2 separate regions of the Homo sapiens genome follow, and region 2 is linked to region 1. A link is an interaction called in ENCODE POLR2A ChIA-PET data of the cell type or tissue named here. Cell type or tissue: PC-9. All regions are shown on one strand. Each heading gives the region's core, and the rest is flanking DNA. Links, peaks and the distances in the headings are about the cores only. Region 1 has its middle 18 kb from the start of ZNF774. Region 2 holds the start of MESP2 (mesoderm posterior bHLH transcription factor 2).

The links. Peaks named below come from ENCODE experiments on the same cell type or tissue, not always from the same donor. Only the 100,000 strongest peaks of a DNase experiment are listed, where the experiment ranks them.
Region 2: POLR2A ChIA-PET joins it to region 1 with 7 read pairs; 3 of 35 experiments call an interaction of 5 or more read pairs at or near these places.

Annotation. Positions count from the first base shown.
Region 1 is chr15:90,365,630-90,374,759 of GRCh38, reverse strand. No RefSeq gene overlaps it. Among named protein-coding and RNA genes, the nearest start is that of ZNF774, 18 kb to the right of the region's middle. In PC-9, for the core only: no CTCF peak of the experiment used is centred there; no DNase peak of the experiment used is centred there.
Region 2 is chr15:89,767,555-89,776,684 of GRCh38, reverse strand. It overlaps MESP2 (mesoderm posterior bHLH transcription factor 2), which reads right to left and starts at 353. Exons shown (of 2, transcript NM_001039958.2): 1 at 1-353. The coding sequence starts at 327. It overlaps LOC124903550 (a long non-coding RNA gene), which reads left to right and starts at 76. Exons shown (of 2, transcript XR_007064751.1): 1 at 76-395; 2 at 1,634-4,591. RefSeq lists a silencer at 1-89 and an enhancer at 8,332-9,049. In PC-9, for the core only: a CTCF peak has its summit at 3,483; DNase peaks (open chromatin) are centred at 3,504 and 6,434; H3K27ac peaks cover 2,810 bases.

The sequences.
Region 1 (9,130 bases), core at 531-8,530:
AATAAAAAAAATTAGCTGGGCGTAGTGGTGCATGCCTGTGGCCCCAGCTACTGGGGAGGCTGAGGTGGGAAGATCACTTGAGCTGGGGAGGTCGAGGCTGCAGGGAGCTGTGATTGCACCACTGCGTTCCAGCCTGGGAGACAGAGCAAGAACTTGTCTCAAAAGAAAAAAAAAAAAAGAGCTAGACAAGGTGGCTCACTCCTGTAATCTCAGCACTTTGAGAGGCCGAGGCAGGTGGAACCCCTCAGGTCAGGAGGTCCAAACCAGTGTAGCCAACATGGTGAAATTCTGTCTCTACTAAAAATACAAAAATTAGCCAGGCATGGTGGCATGCATCTGTAGTCCCAGCTATTTGGGAAGCTGAGGCAGGAGAATTGCTTGAACCCGGGAGGCGGAGCTTGCAGCGAGCCAAGATCACACCACTGCACTCCAGCCTGGGCAACAGAGCAAGACTCTGTCTCAAAAAAATTTTAAAAAAATTAAAAAAAAAGACTAACACAGGAAAAAACGGGAGAGACATATAGCTATGGAGCAATGTTCCTCCCTAAGACTCCAGTCAGTTCATTGACACATGTCCAGTTTGAATTTTTTTTTTTTTTTAAAAGAAAGGCCAGGTTGTACCACCTTCCTTACAATACAGAAACAAGCTCTCTCAACCACAAGCATCAATGACATTATCCAGTTTCGTGGAATCACTGGCAATGCCCCCATGTATCAGAATGTCTTCTGTGGCTGAATTTACATGTGAAGGTTAATTAAACAAAGCTTTATTTCAGTATCATGGCTTGTTTGCATTTACTCATTCATGTACCAACTGGCATAAGTGATACCTCCTCCAGGGAGCCTTCCTTGACTCTCAAGATAGCCCTTCTCTGGCTGACATATACTTCTTGTATTGAAACTATGTGTCTGGGCCGGGCATGGTGGCTCACACCTGTAATCCCAGCACTTTGGGAGGCCGAGGCAGGCGGATCACCTGAGTTCAGGAGTTTGAGACCAGCCTGGCCAACATGGCAAAAGCCTGTCTCTACTAAAAATACAAAAATTAGGTGGGTGTGGTGGCGCATTACTGTAATCCCAGCTACTGGGGAGTCAGAGGCAGGAGAATCGCTTGAACCCAGGAGGTGGAGGTTGTGGTGAGCTGAGATCACCTCACTGCATTCCGGCCTGAAGGACAGAGTGAGACTCTGTCTCAAAAAAAAAAAAAAAAAGAAAAAAGAAAGAAAGAAACTGTGTGTCTGTATGTCTGTTTCCCACAACCACTCTGTGCTCCTCAAGAGAACTGTCATGTTTATACCTGTATCCCCAGCACCCTCAACTAGGCCTGGATATAAGAGGTAATGAGTGTTTACTGAATTAAATTGAATAAATTAGAGAGATACAATGTGGGGTTCGACGTGTGTCCATATATTCTGTTTGTAACATGCCTCTGACTCTGGAGAGGGAAGACAGGCTATGCTGGCACCTAGACTCAGGCTTAGGTGCTAACATTTAGATGCTTCAGGTTTCCTTCAGTTGAGCCCAAGTCACCTGGATAAGGAAATTTATGTATTTTTAGTACATAAGTGACAGATTCAGGGCAAACTCAGTAATAAAAGCAAGCTTCTGGCTTCAAGATCCCAAGAGATTTTCTCTTAAAGAGTTTGGGCTGGACGCAGTGGCTCAAGCCTGTAATCCCAGCACTTTGGGAGGCCGAGGCGGGCAGATCACGAGGTCAGGAGTTCAAAACCAGCCTGGCCAAAATGGTGAAACCCCACCTCTACTAAAAATACAAAAATTAGACCGGGTGTGGTGGCTCAGACCGGGCGCGGTGGCTCAGACCGGGCGCGGTGGCTCACGCCTGTAATCCCAGCACTTTGGGAGGCCGAGGAGGGCGGATCATCTGAGGTCAGGAGTTCGAGACCAGCCTGGCCAACATGGTGAAACCCCGTCTCTTCTAAAAATACAAAAATTAGCCGGGCATGGTGGCAGTTGCCTATAATCCCAGCTACTCGGGAGGCTGAGGCAGGAGAATTGCCTGAATACAGGAGGCGGAGGTTGCAGTGAGCCAAGATCATGCCACTGCATACCAGCCTGGGCAACAGAGCAAGACTCCATCTCAAAAAAAAAAAAAAAAGAATTTTATAGGCAACTAAAATGGGTGGGACCAACCTGCCATCCCAGCTACAGAGAGAAAAGCCAAACATTAGTGGACTGGGACCTTACTGTGGATGAAGAATCTAGTATCTGGGGCGGAAAGCAAGGTCCTCCCAGGAGAAGAGCAAGAAAGGAAGGTTGATGCTAGAGCCCGTGGAAGGGTCTTAAATTCTACATTAAACGAGATTCTACTTTCGTCTGTAGACAATAGGAAATGATTTAAGATTTTATAAGCAGGGGAGGAGTAGGATTTGATTCAACAAAGATTTATGAAATGTTTACTTTTGTACTAGTATGAACAAGGGCATAAAGTTGAGTTAAACATAGTCACTGCCCTTTAGACAAGTACACAAGTGACTGTAATGCAAGATGAAATAAGAAGTGAGTGAAACCCAAGATGTAGAAAGAAAGGATTATAGAAGTCCAAAGGAAATCCTATCTGCTTGATAGAGGAGATCTGGAAATACTTTATGGAGAGGGAGGTGTTTTAATGGGGCCTTGAAGAATAGGTACTTTATAAACAAAATTCCCTGAAGAGGCAACATGAACAACAATAAACTTGTAAAAGTTGTGTAACTGCTGGGCACGGTGGCACACGCCTGTAATCCCAGTACTTTGGGAGGCCCAGGTGGGAGGATCACCTGAGGTCGGGAGTTCGAGACCAGTCTGCCCAACATGGCGAAACCCCATCTCGACTAAATACAAAAAATTAGCCGGGTATGGTGGCACATGCCTGTAATCCTAGCTACTCGGGAGACTGAGGCAGGAGAATTGCTTGAACCCAGGAGGTGGAGGTTGCGGTGAGACAAGATCGTGCCACTGCATGCCAGCCTGGGAGACAGACTGAGACTCTGTCTAAAAAAAAAAAAAAAAAGTTGGGTAACTTCCCCACTAATCAGGGAGATACTTTTTAACTTAATTTAATTTATTTATTTGAAACAGGATCTGGCTCTGTCATCCAGGCTGGAGTGCAGTGGCATGATCATAGCTCACTGCAGCCTTGACCTCCAGTGCTCAGGTGATCCTCCCACCTCAGCCTCCTGAGTAGCTGGAACTACAGACATCAGCCACCACGCCAGATAATTTTTATTTTTTTTTTTAGAGATGGGGTCTCACTATGCTGTCCAGGCTGGTCTTGAACTCCTGAGCTCAAGAAATCCTCCTGCCTCAGCCTCCCAAAATGTTGGGATTACAGGTGTGACCTACTATGCCCAGCTAAGACGCATATTAACACCACAATGATATATCATTTCATGCTCAAAAACATTTTATAAATAAAAATTTTACATATATAGATATATATGTATATATACATATATTTGCTTTTTTCTATATATATACATATATACATATATGTATAATACATGTATATTTATATAATACATATGCTTCCAATTAACTACTATAAATTTGTATTAGTAAATCCTTTGATTTTCATTAGTTTGTATGAGTATCATTATTGCTTAAGCAATATATTTAGTTTTGCCTGTTTTTTACCTTTACTGTATTTTTTTTTTTCCCCGAGATGGAGTCTCACTCTGTCGCCCAGGCTGGAGTGAGTGGCACAATCTTGGCTCACGGCAACCTCCACCTCCCAGGTTCAGGGGATTTTTCTGCTTCAGCCTCCTGAATAGCTGGGACTACACGCATGAGCCACCACGCCTGGCTAATTTTTGTATTTTTAGTAGAGACATGGTTTCACCATGTTGGTCAAGCTGATCTCAAACTCCTGACCTCGTGATCTGCCCGCCTCGGCCTCCCAAAGTGCTGGGATTACAGGCGTGAGCCACCGCACCTTCCCTGATCTTTACTGTATTTTTGCTCTTACTAAATATATATGTATGTATATATAGAGAGACAGGAAATAAAGCAAGTATATATAAAGGCATAGGAGTGAGAAATGCCAGACTCTTTTCCTAAGCTGTATAGTGGGTACGTGGTTGCTCTTTACACTAATTTTTGTATATTTTAATATTGATTTTTTTAAAAAAAGAGTAGATAGTAGTTCAGCAGGAGGAATTGAAGCAAGAAGCTATTCTAGAGAGAAGAAATTGTACTGGAGAGAGCAGGCTGTGTTCAGGAAACAAAGTGTCATCATTCTGCTTGGCAGAATAAAATACATTTTTTCTTTGTCATAAGAGCAGCAACTTGCATTTGTGCACTTTATAAAATACTTTCATGTGCTCCCACCAGTTAATTATCAACTTGAAGAACAAGTATTCCATTTGATAGATGAGGAAACAGGCTCAGAAAGAATAAGCGATATATTTGTGAATATTTTTGGCAGAGAAAAAGCTTAAAAGGATATACAACAAACGGTAGTGGTTATCTCTGGGAAGTGGAATTTACTCTGTTTGCTTAATTGTATTTTCTGATATTTCTATAAATGAACCTGAAGTAAAAAATAATAAAGCAGAGAGGGGGAAGGAAGACAACAGGAAAACAATGACTTCCTCAAAATCAAATGTTCATGTTTTCAGATTCCCAATCCTGCTCTGAGTTACTCTAATGAAAACAACAGAAGAAATACAAGAAAGATTCTAACATAGAAAAAAATGTTCAACCTCACTGGTAAGCAAAGAAATGCAAATTAAGACAATATGTAAGAATCATGTCTATTAAATTAGCAAAACTTTTTTAAAGATGAGGGTGTGATGAGACTAGTAGCCATTTACTGTTCGGAACACTGTAAATTGATACAATCACTTTAAAAATGATTCCACAGCAGCCAGGCGTGGTGGCTCACACCTGTAATCCTAGCCCTTTGGGAGGCCGAAGTGGGCGGATCACTTGTGGTCAGGAGTTTGAAACCAGCTTGGCCATCATGGTGAAACCCCATCTCTACTAAAAATACAAAAAATTAGCTGGGCATGGTGGTGCGCACCTGTAATCCCAGCTACTCGAGAGGCTGAGGCAGAAGAATTGCTTGAACCTGGGAGGCGGAGGTTGCAGTGAGCCGAGATCGTGCCACTGCACTCCAGCTTGAGTGATAGAGCAAGACCTGTCTCAAAAAAAAAAAAAAAAAAAAAAAAAAGATTCTGCAGCAAGTAAGGGAGGTGTAAAATTGTTCTCACCCTGTGAAAATAATCTAAAATGTGGAAACTTTTTTTCTGGGAAACAACAAAATGTTCACATGAGCATCTTTAATGCAGCAGGGCATCCCCCATTCAGACACCAGGTCCAAGATTGGCTGTTTATAGAAAGATGGCCTATAATCTTCTGGACATTTATCTGCTCTAATTTATATACATAAAGGAGCAGAGGGTGTTTTGGGGTTGGTTGGTGGGGCGGGGGGTTTGCTGAAGGAAATATAAGAAAATGTGTGTTTGTGCGTGTGTGTGCATGTGTTTGAGTGGGAATGAAGGAACTGATCTAGTGTGTCTGTTCAGGGCCCAGGCACTCAGATTACTCTTTTTCCCCCTCAGTATAACTCAATGAGATTTGAGTGAAAAAGATCAATCTCTGGAGAAGTGTTCTGTTTTCTTATTTGCTTTGTTTTATTTTTCTTGTGAAATACATTGTAAATGAAAAGCATATAAGTAATGCATATTAACAATTTAAATAATTATTTTACAAAGAAAACCTGTGTACTCGGCAGCCAACTTAAGAAACAGAAACTTTGATGGCAGAGGTGGGCGGATTACTTAAGACCAGGAGTTCGAGACCAGCCTGGCCAACATGGTGAAACTCCATCTCTACTAAAATTACAAAAATTAGCTGGGTGTGGTGGTGCATGCTTGTAATCCCAGCTACTTGGGAGGCTGAGGCAGAAGAACCACTTGAACCCAGGAGGCTGAGCTTGCAGTGATCTGAGATCCTGCCACTGCACTCCTGCCTTGGCAACAGAATGAGACACTGTCTCAAAACAAAACAAAAAAAGAAATAGAAACTTTGCATCTTTCTCTCCCATTCCAATTAATTACTATACTGAAGTTTGTATTAGTAAATCCTTTGATTTTCATTAGTTTGTGTATCCTTATTGCTTAAGCAATATATTGTTTAGTTTTGCCTCTTTTTTACCTTTACTGTATTTTTACTCTTACTAAATATATATTTCTATGTCTTGCTTTTTACACTCAATATTGTTTGAAGCTTGTCTGTGTTGATGCATGTAACTGTAGTCTGCCCATTTTCCTTGATGGATAGCATTCCGATATGTAAATTACCAACTTGCTCGGAGGTGCAGCCATTAAATCCTCATTTTGAGCAATCACCCCAAGTAAGACTGATGCAGGTGGACTTTTGCTCACACTTCGGGAATTACTGTCTTAGAGGACACAGTCCGAGCTCTTACCTCCCAGTTTCCCAAGTCTCTACATCAGCCTTTTAATTTTAGTAGAACTGTTTGTTTTCCTTTTCCAAAAATATTTTCTCATCATTCTTCGCCTAGATAATTCTTATGCTTTAAGTCTCTCCATTAAGCTATAAACTCCTCCAAACATTGTCATTATTATCATTGTTGTCACTGACATTTATGGAGCAGATACAGTGTACCAGGTAGTTAGTACAAAGAGTTTTACATGGATCATCTCATTAATGCTCGTCCAAACCCATGAAAAAGGTGCTGGGATTAGCATCATTTTACAGATAAGGAAGTAAGGGTCAGAGAGATTAAGTAACTTGCCCAAAGTTAAACAGCTCTGGAATGTGGATCTCTTTAACTATCTTACTTGTCTCTGAACCTCTAGGATCTAGGGTAGGACTTTGGTGTGTGGAAGGCACTTGATTAATGTCTGTTGAGCTGCACTGAAAGGAAAAGCCAAGGAGACCAGATGGAAAACAATCCGTTTAGTTCAGATGATGGCAGTGGGGATGGAAAAGAGGAGCTGGAAATAAGACTTGGCATGACAGACTATTACATAGCTGAATCTGGGGCGTGAGGTTAGGGCAGGGAATGAGGAAGGGACAAGGCATTTCCATTTTTTCACTTTGAGCACTTCTGTATTTTCTGGAAATGTTTACAACAAGCACGTGGTGCTTTAATAATTTTTTTTAAAGAAGAGAAAGTGTAGAGGCAGCAACTACATGACTAGGCACCAGCAAAATATAGAAAAAAAAGGACAAAAAGAAATCCAAGCTGACCAGCAGGCTTCTGGCAAGGCAATGTAGGAGAATGGGGAATTGAAGGCAGAAAGAGAAATGCCTGGGGGAATGCTTCCGGGGGAGATACTGACTGTAATTTGGAGAGTCTGCTTTTGGGAAGCAGCAGGTCATTCTGGGGAGGTCTCCACCAAGTAGCTAGACTTGTAGGTCTGAAATTCAGGAGAGAGGTTGAGCCAGACCCATGCTCTGAGAAATGATGGTTGAAGTCATAAGCTAAATGTGCGGAGCAAAAAAGAAAGAAGAAAGAAGACCTCAACCAAAGTGTTGACAGGGTCAGGCATATCTGAGTGGAAGAAGAAGAGGAGCCAGGCCAGGCGCGGTGGCTCATGCCTAGAATCCCAGCACTTTGGGAGGCCGAGGTGGGCAGATCACCTGAGGCAGGAGTTCAAGACCAGCCTGGTGAAACCCCCATCTCTACCAAAAGTACAAAAATTAGCTGGGCCTGTAGTCCCAGCTACTCTGGAGGCTGAGGCACCAGAATCCCTTGAACCTGGGAGGTGGAGGTTGCAGTGAGCTGGTGAGCCAAGATCCTGCCACTGCACTCCAGCCTGGGCAACAAAGCAAGACTTTGTCTCAAAAACAAAACAAAACAAAACAAAACAAAACAAAAAAATCCAGAGGAGCCAGGGAAGGTACTTGAAGAGGAGCAGCCAGAAATGTAGGAGAATCATCTCTCAACCTCATAGTCACCAATGGAAAAGATAATTTTTTTAAAAAGGCATATGGGCCTGGTGCAGTAGCTCACACCTGTAATCCCAGCGCTTTGGGAGGCCAAGGTGGGAGAGTTGCTTGAGGTCAGGAGTTCAAGACCAGCCTGGGCAACATAGGGGAACCCTGTCTCTAGCAAAGTTATTATTATTATTATTATTATTATTATTGGAGATGGAGTTTCGCTCTTGTCACCTGGGCTGGAGTGCAATGACACGATCTCAGCTCACTGCAACCTCCGCCTCCCAGGTTCAAGTGATTCTCCTGCCTCAGCCTCCCGAGTAGCTGGGATCACAGGCGCCCACGACCACGCCTGGCTAATTTTTGTACTTTTACTAGAGACGGGGTTTCACCATATTAGCCATGCTGGTCTCAAACTCCTGACCTCAGGTGATCCACTCGCCTGGACCTCCCAAAGTGCTGGGATTACAAGCATGAGCCACCACACCTGGCCTCTACCAAAAATTTTAAAAGGCCGGGCTTGGTGGCATGTGCCTGTAGTCCTAGCTGTTACTCAGGAGGCTGAGACAGGAGGATTGCTTGAGTCTGGGAGGTTGAGGCTGCAGTGAGCCATGATCGCACCACTGCTCTCCAGCCTCAGCAAAAGAATGAGACCCCATCTCTAAAAAATAATAAACATATGTAAATGGCATCAAACAGTAAAGAGTTGTTGAATCAGAAGAAGACTAACAAGAGGCCTTCAGATGTGGAAATTAAGTCTTTTTTTTTTTTTAAGAGACAAGTTCTAGCTCTGTCACGCAATCTGGAGTACGGTGGTATGATCACAGCTCACTGCAGCCTTGAACTCCTGGGCTCAGGCAATCCGCAATCCTCCCACCTCAGCCTCCCAAGTACTTGGGATGACAGGCGCACATCACCATGCCTGGCTAATTTGTTGAAACTATTTTTTGTAGAGACAGGGTCTGGCTATGGTGCCCAGGCTGGTCTTGAACCTCTGGGCTCAAGCAGTCCTCTGGCTTCGGCCTCCCAAAATGCTGGCATTACAGGTGTGAGCCACCACACTCAGCCCTAAAAGACCTTTGAGGGTCCAGTTGTAGAAGCATGCTAGGGTAAGTGGCCCTATTAAAAAGGCCTAGGCATGATAACCCTGAGAATATCTACATGTGAGTGGAAGTTTGACAAAAGGGGAAGAGAAGGAATGCGATGATAGGGTCTAGGAGGA
Region 2 (9,130 bases), core at 1-8,000, 600 kb after region 1:
AGGCAGAAAGCGGCGCAACTCGTGCAGGGCGCGGGCCAGCGTGCGCATGCGCAGTTTCTCCCGCTCGCTGGCGCTCTGCCGCTGTCCGCCCGCTGGTCCGGTGCGCGCTCGTCTGGGCGTCGTCGCGGCTGCCTCTGCGGCTCGGGAGCTGCAGCTCGGAGGCTGTGGCTGCGGGAGTCCGCGGGCGCCGTCGCAGGGGCACGAACCCGACGAATCGGAGGAGGAGGCCGGGGACGTGGAGTCCCAGTGGCCGGCCCAGCCCCAGCCCTGGGCGAAGATCCAGTGGTCGTGGCCGAGGAGGCTCTGCGGAGGAGGCGACTGGGCCATGGCCGGGCTGCAGGCTCTGGGAGGCTGGGTTGGCCACCTCCAGGCCTGAGCTTTTATGTTGACCAAAGGTGCGAGGTGGCCCCCCGCCAGGTTGCAGAGAGGTGTCAAAACCCACAGAGCCCAGGGAAAGTCTGGGCAGGGGGCCCCTGGGAAAGCGGGCCCATTTGCGGAGGTGTGGATTCTGACTCCTTGGGGGCTCTAAATGGAGGCCCCTGCAGCCCGGGAAGTATGGGAGGGACAATTCGCATCTGGATGGAGCTGCTAAGCTTCTCACCACGCTCCCACCCACGCCCCTGCCCCGTCCACTGCTCACGGTGAGTGCCCGGGAGCCCAACAGAGGCGGGTAGTGCCATGGTCTGTGGGTGCCTCAGGGACCCCGTGAGGAGTGGGTGCCTCTCTCATCACTAACCTCCCGGAGGTCTGTGCCCAGGACGCTGTGCCTACTGTTGTATTAAATAAGGCATCAAGACAAGCCCGGAGGGCCCTGCCCATGGTGGCTGAGGAAGAAGTGCAGGTGGGCCCTTCTGGGGTCCCCAAAATCCACAGTTTCTGATTTGTTGAGTGACACACCAAGAAAGGCATCTCACTGCCCATGGTCTGTATCTACTCTTGAGAAATGGAATAGATTAGGTTGGGGAAGAGGAGTTGGGTACCCTAGGTGATGAAAACCGGCGAAAATGGGTCCCCAAGCCGGCCTCTTTATTGGCTGTGACCTTGGTTAAGTTATTTAGCTCCTCTGAGCCTCAGATTCCCTCATCGGTACCAATAGTGATACAAAATACCTATGCCTAGGATGGTTCCTGGACTAAGTACAGCGATCCCTGTAAAGCACTTAGGCCCTGGCAAGTGAGCTGAAGGTTTGCCATGATCGTTTTATAAAGAAGGTACTGGCCAGGCATGGTGGCTGATGCCTGTAATCCCAGCACTTTGGGAGGCCGAGGTGGATGGATCACCTGAGGTCATAAGTTCGAGACCAGCCTGGCCAACATGCTGAAACCCTGTCTCTACTAAAAATACAAAAACCAGCCGAGTGTGGTGGCAGGCACCTGTAATCCCAGCTACTCGGGAGGCTGAGGCAGGAGAATCGCTTGAACCCGGGAGGCGGAGGTTGCAGTGAGCTGAGATCGTGCCACTGCACTCCAGCCTGGGCGAGTGCGAGACTCCGTCTCAAAAATAAATAAATAAGTAAATAAATAAATAAATAAATAAAATAAAAGGAAAGTACTTAGATTTCAAGGCACTAATGGACTTTATTCATTTAATTCATATTTATTTATTTATTCTCTTTTTTTTGTTTTTGAAACAGACTTGGTCTATCGTCCAGGCTGGAGTGCAGTGGCACCATCTCAGCTCACCGCAACCTCTGCCTCCTGGGTTCAAGTGATTCTTCTGCCTCAGCCTCTCAAGTAGGTGGGACTACAGGTATGCACCATCACGTCTGGCTAATTGTTGTATTTTTAGTAGAGACTGGTTTTTGCCATGTTAGCCAGGCTGGTCTTAAACTCCTGACCTCCAGTGATCCACCCGCCTTGGCCTCCCAAAGTGCTGGGATTATAGGCGTCAGCCACTGCGCCTGGCCGAATTCATATTTAGCAACCAGTAAATGTCGAGCACACAGGGTGAATGAGCTAGTCATGGTCTCTGCTCTAATGAGATTTCAGTCTTGTGGGAAAGAAAAGTGAACAGGCCATTGTATGACAGTAGCTGTATGCCCTTAGGCAGAGCCCTTAACCTGTTTGAGCTTGAGCTTCTGCTCAGTAAAACAGGAATAATGATAGTATCTACATGGGATTGTGTAAGGGATAGTTGAGATAGTAAAATTTATAAAGTAAATGATATTCTCAGCAACAATTACAGTTTAAAGGAGATTGTCAATGTCCTGTGTGGTCTTGGGGAAAGGGCTGAGTCCTGAGGCTAAGAGTCAAAAGAAGACCAGGGACATTAGGGTTCTGGCCACAGAGGTGAAGAAGTCATAGCTGGGCCTTGAACCATGCGTAGGATTTGAGTAGGGAGAGAGGCAGGTGCCGTGCTTTCCGGATGGGAACTGCATAAGCAAAGACCTGGCCTTGGGACCTTCCAAGATGCCTTAGGAGCAGGGCACTGGGGTGGTGATGTGGAAGGCCAGAGCACACCTGGGCTGGGGCCAGGTTAAGGAGTTGGTTTTGGGAGCCATAGGGACTTTTGAGCGGAAGGGTGATACAATTTTAAAAATCATTAGCTAATAACTAACTAAAGATCAACATGACAATGGTGTTCAAGAAGAGATTAACCTGCAGCAGCCTGAAGTAGCAAATGGCTTCGTAATTATTTAATCATTATTATCATTTTTTGTGGAGTTGGGTTTTACCCAGGCTGGTCTTGAACTCCTGGGCTCAAGTGATTTGCCCTCCTCAGCCTCCCAAAGTGCTGGGATTACAGGCATGAGCCACCAGGCCCAGCTGCCTTGTAATATTTTTGTGGCTGATTTTATTTTATTTTATTTTATTTTATTATTTGTTTTATTTTTGAGACAGGGTCTGTCGCCCAGGTTGGAGTGCAGTGACAGCTCACTGCAACCTCCGCCTCCCAGGCTCAAGGAATCCTCCTGCTTCAGCCTCCTGAGTAGCTGGGACCACAGGTGCACGCCACCATGCCTGGCTAATTTTTGTATTTTTAGTAGAGATGGGGTTTCGCCATGTTGGCTAGGCTGGTCTCGAACTCCTGGCCTCAAGTGATCGCCTGCCTCAGCCTCCCAAAATGCTGTTATTACAGGCGTGAGCCACTGTGCCCAGGCTTCATTTATTTTAATTTTAGAGACAGGGTCTCACTCTGTTGCCCAGGCTGGAGTGCAGTGATGCAATCTTGGCTCACTGTACCCTAAAACTGTGTTCAAGTGATCCTCCTGCCTCAGCCTCTCAAGTAGCTGGGACTACAGGCGCATACCACTATGACTGGCTAATCTTTTTTTTTGTTTCTTTCTTTTTTTTTGAGGGAGGGCGTGGCTATTTTCAAAAATTAACTTTTAATTACACAAATTATGTAACTACTACCTTTCACTGTGAGAAATGGAAACATTACAGATAAAGTTGGAGTCTCTTTAACCAACCCCATAAACCCCCAAAAGGTAACAGCTGTTATTAGGCTGTGTGTGTAGTTCCAGACCTGGCCAGTGGGTTAACATAAACGTGTATCCTTAGCAAACACACAGTAACCCTCCAGTTACATTATGTACATTGTTATGTGTAAATGTCAGCTTGTAATTTGTTTTTCTTCTTTTCTTTTTCTTTTTCTTTTTTTTTTTTTTCATTCAACAGCATGTTTCAGAGCATTCCATGTCAGGACATATTTTGCTGACTCACCCTTTAAAAAAATAATGGATCAAATTTTTAGTGGGGATAATCCCAGCACTTTGGAAGGCTGAGGTGAGAGGTTGGCTTGAGCCCAGGAGTTCAAGACCAGCCTGGGCAACATAGTCAGACCCCGCATCTAAGAAAAAAAAAAATTAGCCAGGCATGGTGGGGTGGGCCCTGTAGTCCCAGCTACTTGGGAGGCTGAGGCAGGAGGATCCCCTGAACCCAGGAGTTTGAGGTTGCAGTGAGCTATGATCGTACCACTGTGCTCCAGTCTGGCCACAGAGCAACACCCTGTCTCAAAAAAAAAAAAAAAAAAAAAGTACTGCCTGCGAATACAGATTTAACCAAAACCTTGGTTATAGTTGATCTAAATGTTTTAAATGTTTATCTCTTTAAATAATTTTTTTCTTTAGACAGGGTTTCACTCTGTCACCCAGGCTGGAGTGCAGTGGGGCAGTCACCGCTCACTGCAGCCACCACCTCCCGGGCTCAGGTAATCTTCCCACCTCAGCCTCCGGAGTAGCTGGGACTACAGATGTGCACCATCACTCCGGCTAAAATTTGTACTTTTTGTAGAGACAGAGTTTCACCATGTTGCCTAGGCAGGTCTCATACTGCTGGGCTCAAGCAATCCATTCGCCTCGGCCTCCCAAAGTGCTGGGATTACAGGTATGAGTCACTGTACGCAGCCCATGTAAATAATTTTAACTTTGGAAAAAAGGTAAAATGGCAGAAGGTACGGATACACCTTCAATAATGAAATTATGTCACTTTTTCTCCTCAGAATTTATTTTGAAATATATCGGAGAAAATATGCCCAAGTCACTGCTCTAACGTTATGATGAAGTAACACTTGGTGTTGAATAACTCTGGGCAAACAACTATCGTTTAGTTTATTCTAGCTGCTATGAATAAAGAAGAGAAAATTTTAATTGGTCCATAACATGAAAAGAAGGTGGGATAGATTTCAAACAGGCTTTCTTTGGAGAGAAGCAGTTAGTTATGGAACATTTCATGGCTTAAAAGGGTTTAAACCAAAATTTAAAAAAAACAACAACAAAAAACAACTATTTCCTAAGGGGAAATAAGGGACAACTTGTAAAACATTCACCCCTAGACTTTTTGGGTTGAAATAATGGCACATGTAGTGTAGGTACATCATTTATTGGTCCGAGGCCACACAACACTATAAAGCTCTTGACATACTGTCTATCAGGGAACTTGCATGTATCCATTCAACAGTTATAAACAAAATTCATCAGGCTTCATAGATATGTCTTGATCTAGGTGCTGCATTTCAGATAGAGCAGGTGCTGTTTCTATTGGTGTTTCTTTATTATTTATTTATTTTTTTTGAGATGAAGTTTCGCTCTTGTTGCCCAGGCTGGAGTGCAATGGCATGATCTCAGCGCACTGCAACCTCCGCCTCCTAGGTTCAAGCGATTTCTCCTGCCTCAGCTTCCCAAATACGTGGGATTACAGATGCCTGCCACCACACCTGGCTAATTTTTTGTATTTTTAGTAGAGACAGGGTTTCACCATGTTGGCCAGGCTGGTTTTGAACTCCTGACCTCAGGTGATCCACCTGCCTCGGCCTCCCAAAGTGCTAGGTTTACAGGTGTGAGCCACCACGCCTGGCTTCTATTGATGTTTCTGACTCACACCTTTATTTTTGTTTATTTTTTTATTTTTTGAGACACTCTCTCTGTTTTGTCCAGGCTGGAGTACAGTGGTGTGATCTCAGCTCACTATAACCTCCGCCTCCCAGGTTCAAGCGATTCTTGTGCCTCAGCCTTCCAAGTAGCTGGGACTACAGGCATGTGCCACCGTGCCCGGCTAATTTTTGTATTTTTAGTAGAGACAGGGTTTCACCATGTTGGCCAGGCTGGACTCGAACTCCTGACCTCATGCAATCTGCCTGCCTTGGCCTCCCAAAGTGCTGGGATTACAGGCATGACTCATGCCTTTTAACTGCTATATGGTAGTCCATGGCATGCACAGCCACTTACTGATGCACCTTTATTGTATTTTTAGTTTTTGCCCAGCAGTGCTGCTTTGTGCATAAACAGCTAGGAATACAGTGGTGGATGGTCTTGTGATCTCCAGGAAGCTTCTGAATATCCAGAATTATTTCCCCCCAACCTCCTTAGAGCCAGCCTGAGGGATTTCTTGTGGAGGGATTTGGTATATAATGGGATTCCACCACAGGCACAGAGCCCTGCACATGGTACATACATCCTTTCCTCTCGGAGATTGCCTGGTCTCCTTCTACCTTGGTTTGAGCTAGCCTGGAGCCTAGACCCTAGGCTGACTGTGGGTTTTACAGTGTAAGTTCTGGAAGGTGGGGCCCTGGGCCTGGTTTGTTGTGGCCCCTGGCTCTTCCCTGTACTCCTCAGCTAGGCTCTGGAAGCACAAGGGCACTCTATCTGCTAGCCTCACTCACCAGGAGGGAACCCCAAGTGGATCCCCCAACTGGGCCTCCACTTAGCACAGGGAGGCAGTGCAGCTTAGTGGTCAGGTGTCTGGGCTGCAGAGTGAGACAGGCCTGGTTTCTTACCAGCTGGGAGAACTTGGGCAACTTACTCAATCTCAGTTTTCCCGTCTATAAGTGGGTATTCTGATCTCCAGGATAACTGAAGTAAAATAAGATAATGCATGTGATAACGTTTAGAACAGGGCTGATGTTATGCTTACAGCAAGTTCAGGAACAGCAGAAAGAAGTGATTAAAGGAATAGGTTGGACTGTGAGTAAGGGGAATGATATCTTCAGCCTTGGTCCCAGAAGGAAGTGATTCCTTGCTTTCTGGGAACTGCTCCCACACCAAACCAGGGCATCCTGCCCTCCCCACCTCTCCATATCCAGCCTTTCTCTTCTGTTGGGCCCTGGCAGGGATGCCTGTCCAACTTGCCTACAGCCCTGGGGCCCTTAAGGGGTCCACTTCTGGATGGGTGTGGGGCCACGTATTTACTCTGTGCTGGAACCTGCCCTAGGTGCCGAGCAAACAAGCCAGGTTTGGATCCTACCCTGCAGCCCCTTTTCAGTGTTTCCACCCTTCATTTGGTTCCCCTGTTAAAAAGAGGGCCTGTGGCTGTGTGCCATTGGGTAAGGTGATTACATTCTGGGCTTCAGTGTGCTAGTAGCACCAGGTTCACATCTTCCTTTCTGTGATAGGAATGGTGGCTAGATCAGGGAAACGTGATCAGAAGAATGTATTTGGGTTTCACAAGTGTGGCAGACACTGCTAGTTGCCCACACAGCCTTTATTTGCCTTTTTCTTTTAGTAATCTTGTGTTGTGCATGGTGATACACCCTGCTAAAAAAAAAAAAAAAAAAAAAAAGAAAGAAAAGAAAAAGAAAAATCACCATCTTGTTTAGGTCAGTGTCATTTTAGGAGGTACTATGAGCAACGAAACACAATTCCTACCCACATAATAGGGAAGTTCCCAGAGTTTCCTTATCACCAATGGGGCCATGTGAGCTGGATGACGGTTCAGTTAAGTGAATTCACAACAGATTCAGGGCTCCCACAAATGAATGAGCGGATGTTCACTGGGAGGAAGGTCTCTAGTGAGGGGCCACAGGCACTGTTCCCAGCCTTTTCCTGGGCAGTATTATGATCTTGAATGAAGATATGAACTGATCTAATGTGGGGTAAGACCCAAACCCAAAAGTGACTTGGGAAACAGCCAGTATCTAAATAAATCCTGACAGGCTGGAACAACCCATCAGACCTGATCAAATAGAACGAGCAGGTCCCCTGTACCCTTCTCCAAGTTCACGTCAGGAGGCATCCTGTAAAATCAGCACATGTGGGAGGGCATGGTGGTCATTGCCTTCAAAGTATGAGGGGCATAAAAGTAAATGTGATCCAAGCTGCATGCAAATTCACAAGAAGCAGGCCAGGCGCAGTGGCTCACGCCTGTGATCCCAGCACTTTGGGAGGCCGAGGCAGGTGGATCACTTGAGGCCAGGAGTTTGAGACCAGCCTGGCCAACATGGCGAAACCCCATCTCTATTAAAAATACAAAAAAGCTAGCCAGGCACGATGATGCGCACCTGTAGTCCCAGCTACTCGGGAGGCTGAGGCAGGATAATCCCTTGGACCCAGGAGGCAGAGGTTGCAGTGAGCTGAGATCGCGCCACTGCTCTCCAGCCTGGGCAGCTGAGCAAGACTGTCTCAAAAAAAAAAAAAAAAAAAAATCACAAGAAGCAGGGGTGGGGACGGGGGTGGGGGGGTCTTCAACTGAGGGGGGGTCTTCAACTGAGGAGTGATGGTGATGGTTCCTTATTCTCCAGACAGGATGGGCCCTACCTGAAGTAAGTGGTGAGAACTGGAGGCCACTGTTCATGAGGGATGGGGACAAATCCCAGCTTAGGGAGGCTGGTGAGAGGGCTTGAAGCCAGGTCACCAGTGAAATAGCTGGAGGACCTGGGAGCATTGAGTACAAAAAGAAAAAAGTGGAGGGGATGTGACGGTTGTCTGCAGAGGCACGGACCCAGGGGAACGCTCCAGAGAGAGTCTGAAGAACTTTCTAAGTCAGAGGCTCTGTCTTGTAGGGGAGGGAGTGGCCTGTTCCTGGAGCTAATCAAGAAAAGGTCAGATGACGACACGTTAGGCACGTGCAGGAGCTGGAGCAGATGGCTGCTGCGGCCTCTGCCAAGCTCTGTAAAACAGGGGGTTGGACCTGATGACCACTGATGTTGTTTCAGAGCTCAGGCCAACAACTAGGGAGAGAACAGGAGCTGCTGCTTCAGGACTCCTGGTAATCCCAGGGCAGGAACACAGGGGAGTCCTCAGGGTGTCCTGAGTAGGGGGAGCACAGCGGGAGGCCTCCCAAGTGCCCAAGCTCAGGCCACCTGCACACCTACTCTTGTCGGTGCCTGAAGCTCAGTGGCTCGGCTAGGCCTGCTCTCAGGGTTGGAAGCACAAAGCTGCCATCATCTTGTGCAGGTCTTGCCTGTGTGGCATGGGCCAGCTTGGCCCTGAGGCAGGTAATGCCCGTCTGTATTCCTTCTAGACAGTGAGGAATCTTGAGACCTCCATCCCACCACCCCTTTATGGGCCTCCCAGCACTTCCTCCCCAACCAGCAGTGGGGTGGGGAGGGCAGAGGCCTCAGGTTGGCCCCCCAAGATGTGCTCATTCGGCCCTGGCCCTGTTACAGGGTGAGAGAGGGCAATGCCCTTGGTCCAGCCCGCCTTTGGTGGCTTAGCACAGGCCCCTGCAGCCACCTGGCTGCCCACAGCCCTGCGCACAGGAGCTCTGCACCTGCTCTTTCTCCCTGGGTAGGTAGTGCAGGGCCCTGGGAGCAGGTCCAAGGCCCTGGAGCCAGGTTAAAGTCTGGCCCTGACCCACGGGTCTCCTCTCCTTTCCTTCCCCTTGGATCCCTTCCAGGCCCTAGGGGGTGAGAAGGCTGTGGGAATGTGGAAGGGAATTGGGGGTGCTGGGCCCTGAGGGAGCTGCAGGGCCGT